Linked DNA regions of Homo sapiens: region 1 is linked to region 2. Evidence: chromatin loops called from intact Hi-C (ENCODE). Cell type or tissue: heart left ventricle. All regions are shown on one strand. Links, peaks and the distances in the headings refer to the core of each region. The heading gives the core; the rest is flanking DNA.

Region 1 (7,660 bases), core at 1,998-6,997, 290 kb before region 2:
CACATCGAGAGTGGGTCTTTCTTTTCCAGTCCACTGTCTCAGATGTTAATCTCCTCTGGCAACACCCTCACAGATACCCCCAGAAACAATGCTATATCAGTCTTCTAGGCATCCCTCAATCCAATCAAGTTGGCACCTAATATTAACCATCGCACAGGCAACTATAGCAAGCTAGAAACCCTGCCAAGAGCTCCGTCTGAGTTAGCTCCTTCATTCTCCATGATTACCCATGAGGAGATGTTATGATTTTCCCCATTAAAAAGTAGTTCTCATTGCTGGTATCTTTTAAGCAGGACTAGAAGCCATTAGTATGTACAGAAGTTCCCCACCCTTATCTGCGGTTTTCCTTTCCATGGTTTCAGTTATCCACAGTCGAATGAAGTCCAAAAATATTAAATGAAAAATTCCAAAAGCAAAACAATTCATAAGTCTTAAATTCTGTGACTTTCTGAGTGATGAAATCATCCCTTTGTCCATCCCTTTTAAAAATGGGAAAACAGACTTGGTTTCCCTGCTTAGCTAGAAACTGAGGCTAGAATCAAACCTAGGCTGTTGGCTTCTAAGCTTATATGTTAAACAAACACAAGACGCTGCCTCTTTAAATCCCCTGTGTGTAGTTCTTTTATCTTAATGACATGATTTCCCACTGATCATCTCAATTGTTCCTAGAGGCTGGTGTTAATCATGGCCTATGACAAAGGAAACCACAGCTCCAAAAGGGAAAATGACTTGTCTAAGGTCAGCTGGTAAGTACTGACCCTGAGCTTTTAGACGCACATTCTTATGACTAGTCCACGTTACCAACCTTTTCAAGGTTCTGCCTGGACTTACGGATGGGGAGTTATCTGTGTAGGGGGATGAGGAAGGGCAGAGGCTACATATAGTCTAACAGGGCTTAAAATAATGAGATAGTCCTATTAAACTTTCTCACTCTCAATTGTTTTAAACATTCCAATTTAAATGTATTCAGGTAAATATCAAGTTAATTTGTCTAATAAAAACATCAGGCCACTTCACATTTGTCCTAAAACTACAATGAAACACCTTTTGACATATAAAAATGTCTTTTGCCATTTCAAATATATTCAATTTCAGCATTGTGCATGTGATACTTCCAGTATTGTTCATGTGTCATGGACCCTTAATCAAATTAAACACAATATTTATACTATCCAGAGAGTACAAGATAAAGTAAATAATTCACTCAATGGGATTAATATGTAAATCAGCTTTATTTACAAAACACTAGCTCAAGAATTATAATACTGTGAAGCTTTCATTTAGGCAGAAGTGTAATCACTGAAGGTATAGCACTTCCTTAAACTAAAAATGAGAGATAATTAAAAATAAATTTGGAAGAGACAAAATTCCCACGTTTCTTGTTGTAGTTCTGGATTTTCAGTAGCAGGCTCTTTTGAAAGCTGAGTCAGCACTGAAGATAATTCACTATTATTTTCAGGATAAATGCCAAAGATATCTTCCAGTGGCAAGTATGCTGAAGGTGATTCACAGATGCTTTCTGAAAGACCAGGAGGAAGAGGAGGTCCCCGTGCTGTGGACTGTCCTCCTGGATACATTGGCTATAAAGATCTTTACTGAAGGAAGAGGCAGAGGAAAGAAACCCTATAGCAAAGTGGAGTATGCGTGTGTGCGGGAGGAGAGGTAGGTGAAAAACTCTTTTCTGTTGTCTTCTGACTCCTTGATGAATGGCCGTATGGGGAGTGCCCCTTGTCAAATATCCCATCCTTCTTGAAATTTCAGCAGCCAACCTCTGGTTTAGAATATTTAGATTTCTCTTTGTTCAACTCTTTTGTTATCAAATCGATTTCTTCTGAACTAAAAGTTGGATCTGGTTAGCTTTTTATTAATTGCTTCTAGATCTGCTGTTCCTAATGACTCTTCATCATTGCTGGCATCGTGTAAGCAGGACTCAAAGCTGTCACTATGTGCAGAAGTCCCCCCTTATCCAAGGTTTCACGTACCCACAGTCAGCTGAAGTCCAAAAATATTAAATAGAAAATTCCAGAAACAATTCATGTCTTTTGTTTTTGAGATAGGGTCTCTGTCACCCAGGCTGGAATGCAGTTATGTGAACAAGGCTTACTGCAGCTTCGACCTTCTGGGCTCAAATGATCCTCCCATCTCAGCTAAGCCTCCTGAGCAGCTGAGACCACAGGCATATGCCACCACACCTGGCGATTTTAATTTTTTTTTTGTAGTGACACGGTTTCACCATGTCACTCTGTGACACCATGTCAGTCTGTGGCCAAAGGCCTGAGACCGGTCTCGAGCTCCTAGACTCGAGCAATGCTCCTGCCTCAGCCTCCCACGGTGCTGGGATTACAGGCATGAGCCACTGTACCTGGCTTTCAAAAGTCTTAAACTGCGACTTTCTGAGTACAGTGATGAAATTTCACACCATCCCACTCTGTCCCACCTAGGACATGAATCATCCATTTGCCTAGTGTATGGACACTGTCTACCTTACCTGCCTGTTAGTAACTCAGTAGTCATCTTTATTATCAGATCCACTGTGGTGGTATCTTAATGCTTGTGTTCAAGTAATTCTTATTTGACATAATAATGGCCCCAAAACACAAGAGTAGCAATGCTGGCTAATTGGTATAATTGCTGTATTTTATTATTCATTATTATTCATCTCTTACTGTGCCTAATTTATAAATTAAACTTTTTCATAGGTGTGTATGTATAGGAAAAAACAGTATATAATAGGGTTTGGGACTATCCAAGCTTTCAGGCATCCACCAGGGTCTAGGAATGTAGACTCCAGGTTAAGTGGGGGGACTACCATATGCGTTTGTAGAGATAAGAGTTCTCTCTTAATATGGCGAAACTTTTTAAGAATTCTACGTTTTCTTTAAATTAATTTTGTAAGTTGTATGTTGAGTTATTTTTAAACAAGTGACAACTTCTGCTCCAAATTGAGAAAGCTGTGAAAAATTCAGTGATTGTTGCCCAGAACATTATCACCCAAGGACATGTAGGAAACAGGACCTAGGCTGATGCTGGCTGGGGAGTGTTGACTGTTGGAATGAGGGGAACCCAGTGGTGGAGAAGGTCAAGGACAGGAAAGTTAAAGAGCTAGCATACCCATGTTCCTGCTCTGTTTCCTCTTCTCTCTCTTTTTAGAAAGTTGAATGAGGTGTGATTTACATACAATGAGATACACAGGTCTAAAGTGTAAGATTCTATGAAATTTGACAAGTAAAGACATCTAGTAACCACAATCCTAACCAAGATAGGAACATTTCCATCATCTCAGAAAATTCCCTTGAGCTCCTTCCCAGGTAATCGTCATCCTGCAGAGGCAGCCACTATTCTGATTTCTAACATCATAGGTGAGTTTTGCTAATTCCAGAACGTCACATAAATGGAAACAGATAATATGTACAGTAGTCCTACCTTATCTACTGGAGATGTATTCCATGACCCCCAGTGGACACCTGAAATTGGATAGTATCAAGCCCTCTATATATAGTTGGCCCCCTGTATCTGTGGGTTCCTAATCCATGGGTTCAACCATCTGCAGATCAAAAGTATTTTTTTAAAAAAGCAATAGAAAATAACAATAACAAACTACAAATTTTAAAAATACAGTCTAACAACGGTTTATATAGCATATACATTGTATTAGGTATTATAAATAATATAGAGATGTTTAAAGTATATGGGAGGATGTGCATAGATTATTTGTGTTAACTTTAAAAATCATGAGATCTGTAAATATAGAAAAGGTGACTTTATTTCCTGTAAAAGGTTACAGCCTGTGAAGTGGCCATCCTGCAGGCTGGAACGCATAGCCTCAGGCAAAGACCAGAGTCTGGCACTTTGAAGGAGGAGGGGTTGGGGTAGCAGCTTTGTATAGAAAGGGTTGGCTAAATATACATATTCAACAGGTTACAGGGGAAATTATGAATATTCATGAGGGTAGTCCTGAATGCAGGTATATAGAACATGCATGTAACATACAACCCATGTTCACCTTGGGGTGGAGACTTAATATTTAAATGTATTACAGTAAGGCCCTATAAGTCAAAAGGCAGGCAGAGACACAAAGGCACTCAACTCACAGCCTCTGTAACTGGGCCAGAACCAGTCCACGGTCAGTGGTCTCCTTAATCAGAAGGTTACTGGAATCAGCAGTCCAATCAAAGCTATAGTTGTGGTGGAACAGGGGCTGGGGTCATTTACTCAGCATCTGATGGAGCTACAAATTGTGTTAATCTTGCTTATCTCCAGGCCAGTGCTTGTTTAGCTGCTAGAGAGAAAGAAAAGCCTGTGGCAGTTATAACACAGCTTCTCCTTTAAGTGTAGGGGGTATGCAACTTAACATATTTCTGGCATGGCCTAAGGTCCTGTTTATAATTTGTTATCTTATTGCCACAAAGAGTCTGTTCTGTCAGTCTTACAGTCTCTATTTTAATATCAATGGTGGTCAGTTGTTGTGTCTAAACTCTAAAAGGGAGGAGGTATAATGAGGAGTGTCTGACCTCCCGTCCTGTCATTTCCAGGAACTCAGTTTTTAAGGCTTTTCCAGGGTCCCCTTGGGCAAGAGGCAGTCCATTCAGTTGGTAGGGGACTTAGGATTTTATTTTTAGTTTACATATGCAAATACTATGCCATTTTATATAAGGGACTTGAGCAACCATAGATTTTGGTATCCATGGGGGCTGGGGAGGGGGCTGTCCTAGAACCAATCCTCTGAGAATACCAAGAGACAACTTTCCTATAGATACATATCCACGAAAAAGTTTAATTTATAAATTAGTTACAGTAAGACAACAAATAATAAGATGGAACAATGATAACAACATGCCAGCATCACTGCTCCTGTGTCTTGGGACCATTATTAAGTCAGAGAAGGGCTGCTTGAACCCATGCACTGCAATGTAGTACAGTGGATCTGATAACCAAGATGGCTATGAAGTTAGTAATGGGTTCGTCACATATATAGGATGGGTATGCTGGACAAATGGATGACTGAGATTTCATTACGCTACTCAGAAAGGTGTGTGTGCAATTTAAAACTTGCTTGTTGTTTATTTCTGGAAATTTTTCTTTTTTCTTTTTTGAGACAGAGTCTCTTGCTCTGTCTCCCAGGCTGGAGTGCGGTGGTGCGATATCAGCTCACTGCAACCTCTCCCTCCTGGGTTCAAGCAATTCTCCTGCCTCAGCCTCCCGAGTAGCTGGGATTACAGGCGTGTGACACCACAGCCAGCTAATTTTTGTATTTTTAGTAGAGATGAGGTTTCGCCATGTTGGCCAGGCTGGTCTCTCTTCTGATCTCAGGTGATCCGCCCATCTCGGCCTCCCAAAGCTTTGGGATTACAGGCGTGAGCCACCACGCCCGGCCTGGAATTTTTCATTTAATATTTTTGGACCCCAGGTAACTGAAACTGTGGACATTAAAACTGTGAATAAGAGGGGGCTACTGTGTACTTTTCATTTTCGTCTTTCCAAGTTCAATTTGGGTCTTTTTAATGTCTTTCATGTCTCTGACTTTTTAACAAACAGAATACATTTATAAGAACTGTTTAAGTTGACAATATAAGAATTGGTAAATTTTTTATTGACTGATTACTCCATGAATCGTATTTTCCACTTCTCTTCAGCATGGTAAATTTTGATTGTCTAGCAGACATTATGAATTATCCTTTTAGGGTGCTGAAAATTTTGTTTTTCTATAAATATTCTTGAACTTTGTTTTGGGACACAATTAAGTTACTTGGAAAGTTATTCAGGTCTTGTTTTTGAGATATTTTTAGACAGGACCAGCAGTGTTTAGTTGAGAGCTAGTTATGTCCTGTCACTAGGGTAAGACCCTTCTCAGTGCTCTACCCAATGTCCATAACTGTGAGGTTTTCCAGTCTGGCTGGTGGAAGGAGGCACTGTTCCCAGCCCTGTGTGGGCTTTAGACACTGTTCCCTTGAATCATCTCAAGTGGTTCCTTGCCGATCAGTACCCTGCTGGCTAGTCTATGGGTGCTCTCTGCAGATCTCTTGAGTCCCTCCTCTGTGCCATCTTCTCCTCTCTGGTGCTCTGTCTTGCAAACTCTAGATGCCTCAGTCTCCCTGGACTCTCATCTCTATCTCCTCAACTCAGGGTGTCTACCAGGCTCTACCTGAAACCCCCCTCTTGCCCCAGTACCCTGGAAACTCTAAAACAGTATGCTGGGGCAATCATAGGTCTCCCTCATTTGTTCCCATATCTCAGGAATCACTGTTCTTCACTTTTTGATGTCCAGTGTCTTGAAAAGCATATTTCATATATTTTGTCATTTTTTGTTACTGTTTCACATGGCAGGGTATATGCAGCCCCCGTTACTGCATCTTGTCTAAAAGCAGAATTTATTTTCTCTTATTAGAAAATTTACAAATTTACAAGGCCAGGCACAGTGGCTCATGCCTGTAATCCCAGCATTTTGGGAGGCTGAGGCAGGTGGATCACGAGGTCGAGTTCAAGACCTGCCTGGCCAACATGGTGAAACCCCATCTCTACTAAAAATACAAAAATTAGCTGGGCATGGTGGCTAATCCCATTACAGTGCCTGTAATCCCAGCTACTCCGGAGGCTGAGGCAGGAGAATTGCTTGAACCAGGACCCAGGAGGCAGAGGTAGCAGTGAGTGAGATCGTGCCATTGCACTCCAGCCTGGGCTACAGTGCAAGACTCTGTCTCAAAAAAAAAAAAAAAAAAAATTACGAATTTACAGAATTTACAAATTTCTCTTGATTTATTTAAAAAGAAAAAGAGTATTTTATAGTTAGCTATTTTCATTCCTTTCTATAGATGTGAGTTTCCTTCAGCCATAATTTCCCATTAGTCTGATGAGCATCCTCTATCATGTCTTTTAATGTGACTATAATGGCAATAAATTCTTTCGTATTCTACTTATCTGAAAAATGCTTTATTTTGATGTTATTTTTAAAGCCTACTTTTGCAGCATATAGAATTGTAAGTTGACAGGTTTGTTTGTTTTCTTTTTTAAACCATGGTAAAAATCTTATTATATTCTAGTTTGCATTGTTTCTTTTTGGAAGTAATGTTATTTCTTACTGTTGTTCCTCTGAATATAATGAGTCATTTTCCCCTATTTGCTTTCAGGTTTTCTCTTTGCATTAGGTATCTATTGCTGTGTAACAAATTATCCTCCAAACTTAGTGATTTACAAATTAAACAACTATTTTATAGTATCTGTGGGTCAGGAATGTGGGAGCAGCTTAGTTTCATGGCACTTGCTTAGGATCTTTCACGAGACTGTAATCAAGATGTTGGCTGGAACTACCATCGTCTAAAGGTTGAATTGAGATTGGAGGATCCACCTCTGGATGGCTCACTCATAAGGCCATTGGCAGGAGGCATTAGTTCTTTGCTAATTGTTGGCAAGAACCCTCATTGTTTTCTTTTACTATGTGGACCTCACCATGGGTCTGCTTGAGTCTCCTCACTATATGACATCTGACTTCTCCTAGGGTGAGTAATCTAAGGGTGAGCACAGAGGCAGCCACAGCACCTTTTATGACCTTGTCTTAACTTACACACTGTCTCTTTTGCCACCCGCTTTACCAGAAGGAAGTCACTAAGTTAGACCTACACTTACGGGGAGAAGAATTAGGCATCACTTCTTGAAGGGATAGGTA
Region 2 (8,593 bases), core at 1,617-6,616:
AGAAGCCCAGGCCCAGGGCAGGCTATTTAGGCTGGGGTCATGGAAACCTTCGAAGAGATATGGTTTGGCTGTGTCCCCACCCAAATCTCATCTTGAATTGTAGCTCCCATAATCCCCATGTGTGGTGGGAGGGACCCGGTGGGAGGTAATTAAATCATGGGGGCAGTTTCCCCCATGCTATTCTCGTGATAGCGAGTGAGTTCTCACGAGATCTGATGGTTTTATAAGGGGCTTCCTCCTTCACTCAGCTCTCATTCTGCTTGCTGTCGCCATGTGAAGAAGGGCATGTTTGCTTCCTTTTCCGTCATGATTGTAAGTTTCCTGAGGCCTCCCCAGCCATGCTGAACTGTGAGTCAATTAAACCTCTTTCCTTTATAAATTACCCCGTCTCAGGTATGTGTTTATTAACAGCGTGACAACAGACTAATACATGGGTCAAGAGGAGAAGGTCCCCCAGGAGGGCAAGGGAGTGAGTGAAAGCCTGAGGTGGGCCTAGGAGAACCAGGAGAGGCAGTTGAGCCAGGCTGAGGAGGCCCCAGCAATGTCAGTGGAGGGGTTTGGTCTGCAGGCTGGGGAGGCAGATGCTGAGACCCATTGCCCTCCCCTCAGAGGTCTGGGCTGCATATGGATGGCCCTTGGAGGCAGTGACCTCTGATTTGATTTGAGGTCACAGGAAATCACCCAGCCAGGTGAGAAGAGACCAGGAAGGACCATCATACAACCATGGTCCTGACTAGCTTGCTTCAGACCTACTGTGTGACTTCAGACAAGTTACTTACCCTCTCTGTACCTCTCTGTAGATTTAAGTGGTGGAGCCTGATAGAGTCTGAAGGCCCTCCTGCCCTGACATCCTTTCAATCCCACAAAGGGCCAGGAGGCTCTGGGAGAAGATGATCCAGATAAACCGAGATGGAGCTTTGGCCAGCAGGGATCTCAGGCAGGGGCCTAGACGAGCACACATTTGCCAACGGGGAGACCAAGGGCTGTGAGTGAAGCTGAGTCAGGCCCAAGGCTGTGTGGGAACTGAAGCCTTCCAAGCACTGCCCCCAAAAGCTCCTTCAAAGGCTGGACTTGGGGGTGCTGCCATGGGGGGGGTTCCACCTGTCTCCAGGCAGCATCTCCTGCCAGACATACCTGCCAGGGCTATGGGTGGTGCTGGGGCCCCTTGGCTCTCGGCAGGACTGTTCCTTCCTCAGGCTTAGTCATCTGGGGGTCCTCCAAGAAATATCTCTGAAGGATAAAGGGGGTACAGAGCAGGAATAGGCAGGAGAGCCTTCGGACCCTGGCATCCAGCTGTCACAGCTGCAAGGATGGGGGCAGAAAGGGAATTGGAAGAGCCTCAGCCAGCACCGCTCTAGGGATGCCTCAGCCAGGTGAGGCAGAGACCCAGGCAAAGACTCCCCCCGGAGGAGTCCCACATCTGCAAATGACCTCGCTGGCTCAGCCTCCAGCAGGGGCAGTCCGGGGAGAGGAAGTGTTGGGAGTGAGTACCACAGCGGCGCCTGCAGGTGCGGCAGCTGGGATGGTCAGTCACGTCCCTTGGGGTAGCTTCTCCTGAAGGGAGGCCTGAGAGGTGTCCTTCTGCGGCAGCCACTCTGACCTCTTGGGGCCAGAGTCCTTCCAGGTTGAACAGGTCTACCCCACATGCTGTGGGAGCACACCCAGGAATGTGAGCCTCCTCCAACACACTTAGCCCCGCTGAGGCAGCCCTGGCACAGCTCAGCAGCCTCATCTCCTCTCCAGGGACAGGCCCCAAGGCAGTGTTGCTGAAGGGCTGGGTGGCCTGGCCTTGAAGAGGACATGGGGTTCCCGGACCTGCCCCTAGCCTCAGGCACACCATCCTGCAGACCCCAGAAGGAGCCCCGAGACTCACCGCAGTGGACCGCAAGCAGTAGCCCACTCAGGGTCTCTGGTCAGCCCAGATCTCCCCAGCCTCAGCCTCCTGCGCCACATCTGCTGATGGCTCCCTCCTTAGGGAGTGGCACTGTCTGGATGTTGGGTCCCTCTAAATCTCACTGGAAATTTGATTCCCAGTGTGGGAAGTGGGGTCTGGTGGGAAGTGCTTGGATCATGGAGGCAGACCCCTCATGAATGGCTTAGTGCCATCCCCTTGGTGATGAGCGAGCTCTTGCTCAGTGAGTTCACCTGAGCCTGGTTGTTTAAGAGTCTGGGACCTCCCCTCTCTCTCGCTCCTGCTCTCACCCTATGATGCGCCTACTCCCCCTTTGCCTGCCATCATGACTGGAAGCTTCCTGAGGCCTCACCAGGAGCAGATGCCTGCACCATGCATCCTGTACAGCCTGCAGAACCGTGAGCCAATTAAACCTCTTTTCTTTATAAATTATCTAGTCTCAGGCATTTCTTTATAGAAAACAAAACGGCCTAACACAGGTAACACCCACCTGAGGTGAGGGGTAGCAGCAGGAGCACAGAGTCCCCCTGTCCCCACCCAGCTCTGGATGTTCTCCGCCCATAAGTCATCAAAGAGGGAGTGGGGGTGGAGGGATTGAGACTGTCTGGAGGTGGGTGGACAGAGGTGTTTAGCTGAACAACGGCCGCAGACATTCAGCTGTTCCTGACATAGCCCTCACCCATCAGCAAGAACATCTGCTGAGGTGGCTGGAGCCATCCCAGAATGGAAGGGATGGAAGGAGGCGAGAACCTGTGACTGAGGCCTTCAGTGTACACTGGGGGCATGTTGTCCTGGAAGCCAGCGGCCAACTCCACGTGTGCTCAGGACCCTTGGGTGGTTCCCAAGCTGCCGTCCATGCCTCATTTCACTTAACAACATTTGTTAAGTGCCTGGCCTGAGCCAGGGACTGATTGGAGCTCAGGGGATGTGACGGTGAAAGCCCAGATGTGGCCTCGGCCCTGCAGCAGATGCATTCTCAGCAAGGCCCACCTGCCTGTGCCATGGGCTCTCATGGAGGGTACCCAGCAGGGTGGGCCTGGCTGAGAAGCGATGGGGTAGTGGAGGGGGATGGGAGCCTAGAGGCTGGGACTGTGATCTCAGAAAGACATGGGGGTGCCCTGAGGTAGGTCATTTGAGAGAAACAGGCTAGTCTGAGAGGAGCTTTGGAGGCAGAGTTGGCAGGATGTGATGACCAAATGTTCAGGATGATGGGGTGACATGAGGACAATTCCCAAGTCTCCGGCTTCAGCAACGAGGAACCCTGGCTGTGCACTTAGTGACACTAAGCTACTTAACCCTGCTGTGTCTCAGGCTCCTCACCTCTAAGTCAGTAATACTACCTATTGCACAGGTTGGTTTTGAGGGTTAAATGTGTACGTGTAATGTGGGTGTAATGTGGGTTAAATGTGTATGTGTAAAGGGTTAAATGTGTATGTGTAAATTGATTAGAACAGTATCTAGCACCATGAAAGCCCTCAATAAACATAGGTTATTATTATCATCATTGTTGTCATGAGGAGAAGGAGGTGAAATGAATGGGTAAGTGAGTGTGTGGATGGATGGATGGATGGATGGATGGATGGATGGATGGAACATTACACTATGGTGGATGTAACGATGGAAGGAAGGAAGGAAGGAAGAAGGAAGGAAGGAAGAAGGAAGGAAGGAAGGAAGATGGATGGAAAGATGGGTGGAATGAAGGAAGCATTCATCGCCAATTAGAAAACCTTAGAAGACAAAGGACAGAGAATGAGTTTTGTTTGGGACATGTTGCATTTTGAGTGCCCCCACAAGGCATCCCATCAAAAGTGTCTAGGGGCAGCTGATAGCACAGGCCTGAAGTCCAGGAGCACGTTCTGGGCTGGGAACTTAGGACTATGACCAGCCATAGGACAGGGGAAGCCATAGAGTGGGGCAGGGCGGCGGGGCAGACGGTGGACTGGGAAGAGGGCAGACGGCATCCCAGCAGAACAGCCAGGACTCTTTCAGTGTCAAATAACAAACTCCAAATGGCTGAAGGGAAAAAAACCTCAGCTCATGGAACCGAAACATCAAAATCAGGGAACGCTGGGTCCAAGTGCTCAGTTGAGAGCTTGGGAGTCTCTCCTTCTCCTTCCGTCACTCAGCTCCGCTCTCCTCCCTGTTAGCCTCTTCCTCAGGCAGTCTCTCCCTGCAGTGGCCAAGACACCCAGGCAGCTCCAAGCTGACGTCTCACCACATAAGCAAGAGGAAAGACCCCTTTTCCTATCTGGCAGAAACCTAGGCTGGGCTCACCCTGGCCAGGCCTGGACACAGGACATCTCTGAAGCCAGGAGGTGGATCAGCCCCACCCAAACAATGGGGCGAGTGGGTGGGGAGGGAGTCCGAGGAAAATCTAGGTGTTGGCAGTCAAAGAAGGTGGAAGCATGCTGGGCAGGCACCCCCACAGCTGCCCACTTCACCAGCCAGCACCAGCGTTAATGGGGGAAGGGAGTGTCCCCCACAAACGCACGCCTGGCAGGGTGTGAACTCCAGGAAAAGGTCAGGTTTCCAGAAAAAGGGAGAGGTCACCTGTGTCAGCCACCACTAGCTGTCAGGAGGGATTGTGGCAAGAGCAAGTGCTCCGACCAACTGCTGCCACTGCTGCCACTGAAGAGAAGCCATGGGGACAGGGATGGGGCCTGCGAGGGTCCCCTGGGAGAGGCAGCAGAAACAGAAGCAGATGAGGGGCCTGGGCAGAAGAGTCCAGAGGCAGAGAGAGGAGGAGAGGAGCAGGCAAGGAGGCAGGCAGGACAGAAGGGCTGTGAGGAGCCTGGGGAGGTCAGATGGCGAGGAAGACCCCCAGAGGAGGACCCAGAAAGGACATGAGACCAGGGAGGAGGACAGAGGAAAAAAACACCAACCGACCTCCCTTCCTCCACCTCCCCCAAAGCCAAAAGTTAAAAATAGGCAGTGTGGCGAGCGGGAGACAGAATGAGGGCAGTTGTCTAAAGAGAGAAAAGGCAGCGGAGCCGGGGATGGGGGAAAGGCCCTGCAGGCCTCGGCGAGGATAAAAAATGACAGCGGCAAGGCACAGCCTCTCTCCCACCCAGACAGCCTCCCTGCCACCCATGGGTCGGCCTGCTGGGCTGAGGATCATCCCGCAGCTCAGCCTGGGCCCTGTGGAAGGGCTGCAGAATAATAACCCCACCCAAGGCCGCACATGGCTGGCTCCCTGCACCCAGGATCTGGGCACTCCCACCTGGCAGGGTGGGGACAGATGAGAAATAGAGGCTCAGAGAGTCCACGACATGCTACTGACTCCTGGGCACCGCCAAGAGGTTGTGGCCACAGAGACGACCCACCGTGGGATTCCCCAGGCTTGGGGTTAAAGTACAATGGGCACCTCCCTGTGCCGACACCAAGCTTCCAGCAGGACAGAGAAGAAAGGGGGAGTGGGCAAGTCAGAAGGTGATTTGAAGTCACACATCCCGTAATGCCTCCCCACCTTCCTGCACTGACAGCCCTGGTGGGGTAACTGAGGCCCAGAGAGGGAACGCTATCTGCCCAGGTGCTCAGGACAGCGAGCAGCAGAAGTGGGCACTGAGAACCAGGAGAACCTTTGGTTCCCAGCCGCACCCATCCTTACCTGGCTGGGTGTCCAGGCTAGACACCTCCTTCCTGGGGCTCCAGCTCTCATCATCCCCTGCCCTTCCTGCCTCCCTTCTGGGCACATCCACGGAAGAACTAATTCGTGGTTGGTTTGTAGAGGCAAAACCCCACATAAACATACACAGAGCGTTATGAGCTAAGAGGAAGCCCTGCTTGGAGCCGCCGTGTGCTGACATGGCTGCTCTCCATGCCCAGCTTCGGGGGGTCATTACTTTTGTCAGCAGACAGCATGATTATTGGATGGTGTTAATAATCTCTTATGTTTATAGATGGCCTTTCTTCTAAGGTTCTTAAAGCTCTTCCACATTTAACTTCCCCTTGTTGCCAGGAGGTCGATACCACAGCAGAGAGAAGCATTTATCTCCATGTTTTTATGAGGCCCAGAGAGGGTTGGCCATCTGCCCAGGGCTACACAGCAGATCAGCAACATAACTGGAATTAGTATTCTGGGGCCCAGGAAGGACCACCTTCTGGACATTCTCTCTGGCCATCTCAGGACAGGCCCACCCTTACACTTGTCCAGGGTTTTTATCCAGGTTTGACTCCATTTGATGAGGCAGGGCTGTTGGAATTATCACCACTGTGCAGGCTCAGAGAAGTGAAGTGACTTACCGAAGATCACACAGCAATGAGCAGATTGAGGACTCAAATCCAGGTCTCTGGACTCCCCATCCAGTGCTCTAACCAGGGCAGCAGCTACCCCCAACCACCCCAAAGCTGAGTTGGAGAGGCTCCAGAAGGAGCACTGAGGTGAGCCCAGTACCTAACAGGAGGAGGGAGACTTTGTCCTGTTACACCTGCCTGCAGGGAAATGGGGATGGGGCAGAGCCAAGGCCACTGTCCTCTGGGATCCCAGGCTGGGGCAGCCACGGTGGCCATCTCTCTCCCTTGGCCCACAGGTGGTTGGAAAGGAGGAGAGTAAGAAGAAACAGGATGGTCCCCATGGACAGGAAATCTCGGTGGGTTCATGGACACAGCAGACCCCTCCTCTCTCTGTGCTCCCACCCCTTCCACTGTCATGTGAGGATGGGGCTGGACACGGTGAGATCTAAAGTGCCCTCTGGCTCTGAGGTAGCTGAGATCTCCGAGAGTCAGGGTCTGCCAGCAGAGTCCAAACCACCAGAGCCCCTCTAGGCATCTTGGGCCAGGGAGCCCCGTCCAGCCCTCATTTGTCTCAGTGCTTACTGCGGAGTGAGGGGCCCAGGCGGGCAGGATGCAGGAAGAGGACAGCAGCAGACTCCAGCCCTGGCCCACCTCACCCCCAGCTGGCAGTGACCTTGGGCAAGTCCTTCACTCTCTGGCTGTCTGTCTCCTCCTCTAGAGAATAAGCGAATCTCCCTAGTGGGCCTTCTGGCCCCCGGGTGGCTATGATTCCCTGTGGCTCCCACAGGGGCAGCCCTTGCAGTTCGGGCTGGTTTGCGGTGTACAGGAATCTGATTCCGACATTGAGAAGCATTGATTGCTGGGCCTCTTCGGGGGCCACTGGGCCACAAAGAGAGACCAATTAGGCCGTGTCCATCTTCCTTCAAAGCCACAGGGGCCAGAGCTCCCACCCGGGGTGCCCAGGCCTTGGGAGGCTCAGGTGGGAAAGGCTGCTCCTCCCAGGCCCCAGTAAAGATGAACAGGCCTGCCGGGAGTGGAGGGGAGGTGGAAGGCGGGCAGGGCTGGAGACTAATGGAACTATTCAGGGGGCAGGAGCTGGAGAGGAAGACGTGCTTGATTCTCAAGAAAGATGAGGGAAGTGGCTGAGGCGGGGAGGGCGATCCCAAGGCTGCCTCTCGGAAACCTGCTCCCGGGCTCCACAGGGCTGCAGCCGAGGGTGGAGCTCCCCCACCTCAGCCCTCACGTCGAAGCAGGTGCCAAGTTCTGTGGGCACTGCCTCCGTACCAGCTCTGCACAGGTGTCTTCTCCCATTCTGTGGCCCCCAGGCTGCAGGAGGCCGTGCTTCGGAGCTGCGGGACCACCCAGCCTGTTTGAAGCCCAGTGCTGCAACTTTGCTCTGTTATTTCTGCTATGTCACTCTGAGCGATTTAGTCTCTCTGAGCCATAGTCTCTTTGTCTGTAAAAGGGGGAGATAATAGAATCGCCTTCGTGGGGCATTTGTGAGGATTAATTAAGACTGTGTGCAGAGTGTCTGGCACTTGGTAAGCTTTCCACACCTCCTCCCTCCACAGCTCAGGCTTAGCTAAGTCCACGTCCCCACTGCTTCTCCCCCAGACCCTCATCAAAGTTTCCTGCTGACGCCCTGCCTCACCCCTTCTCCCCCAGCTTCCTCCTCCACTCCCTGCCAGGGCAACCCTCCTGCAATGCCAATCTGAACCTGGCCATTCCTGGGCTTGAAATCTGTCAGTCCTGGTATGGCATGAAGTGAAAGAATGACATGCATAGGCTGGGCGCGGTGGCTCACGCCTGTAATCCCAGCACTTTGGGAGGCCGAGGCGGGAGGATCACGAGGTCAGGAGATCAAGACCATCCTGGCTAACGTGGTGAAACCCCGTCTGTACTAAAAATACAAAAAATTAGCCGGGGGTAGTAGCAGGTGCCTGTAGTCCCAGCTACTCGTGAGGCGTGAACCTGGGAGGTGGAGCTTGCAGTGAGCCGATATTGTGCCACTGCACTCCAGCCTGGGTGACAGAGAGAGACTCCATCTCAAAAAAAAAAAACAAGAAAAAACAATGGTGTGCACATTGTTCAGGTGTTATCATAGTAGTGCAAGCCTGTGTTTTTAAAGAGTCTCTCATTTTTAGAGATATACACTGAAATATTTAAATATAAAATGCTATGTGATTTGCTTCAGAATAATCTGAGGGTGGGAAGGAGTGGGCGGCCGAGACCAGCCTGGAAACTTCCTGGTGGAGCTGGCTGGTGCGTCTGTGGGGATCGTTATGCCAGTCTCCCTTCTTTGGTATGTTTAACAATTTCTATCTATAAAAGGTTTGTACAAATGTGGAGGGAGAATGGATGAGAAGCTGGTAGATCTCTGTTGGTGCCAGGTGCTGGGTACATGGGGGTCCATGAACTCTTCTCTGTACTTGGTGCCTATTTGATAGT

The links. A loop is a pair of places that touch in the nucleus more often than their neighbours do. Peaks named below come from ENCODE experiments on the same cell type or tissue, not always from the same donor. Only the 100,000 strongest peaks of a DNase experiment are listed, where the experiment ranks them.
Region 1: a loop joins it to region 2, with 4 times the contacts of the local background. A loop is called at or near these places in 27 of 110 quality-filtered maps.

What each region holds. Positions count from the first base shown.
Region 1 is chr10:71,198,717-71,206,376 of GRCh38, reverse strand. No RefSeq gene overlaps it. Among named protein-coding and RNA genes, the nearest start is that of UNC5B, 10 kb to the left of the region's middle. In heart left ventricle, for the core only: no CTCF peak of the experiment used is centred there; no DNase peak of the experiment used is centred there; H3K27ac peaks cover 197 bases.
Region 2 is chr10:70,904,051-70,912,643 of GRCh38, reverse strand. No RefSeq gene overlaps it. Among named protein-coding and RNA genes, the nearest start is that of PCBD1, 20 kb to the right of the region's middle. RefSeq lists an enhancer at 8,482-8,593. In heart left ventricle, for the core only: no CTCF peak of the experiment used is centred there; a DNase peak (open chromatin) is centred at 4,333; H3K27ac peaks cover 562 bases.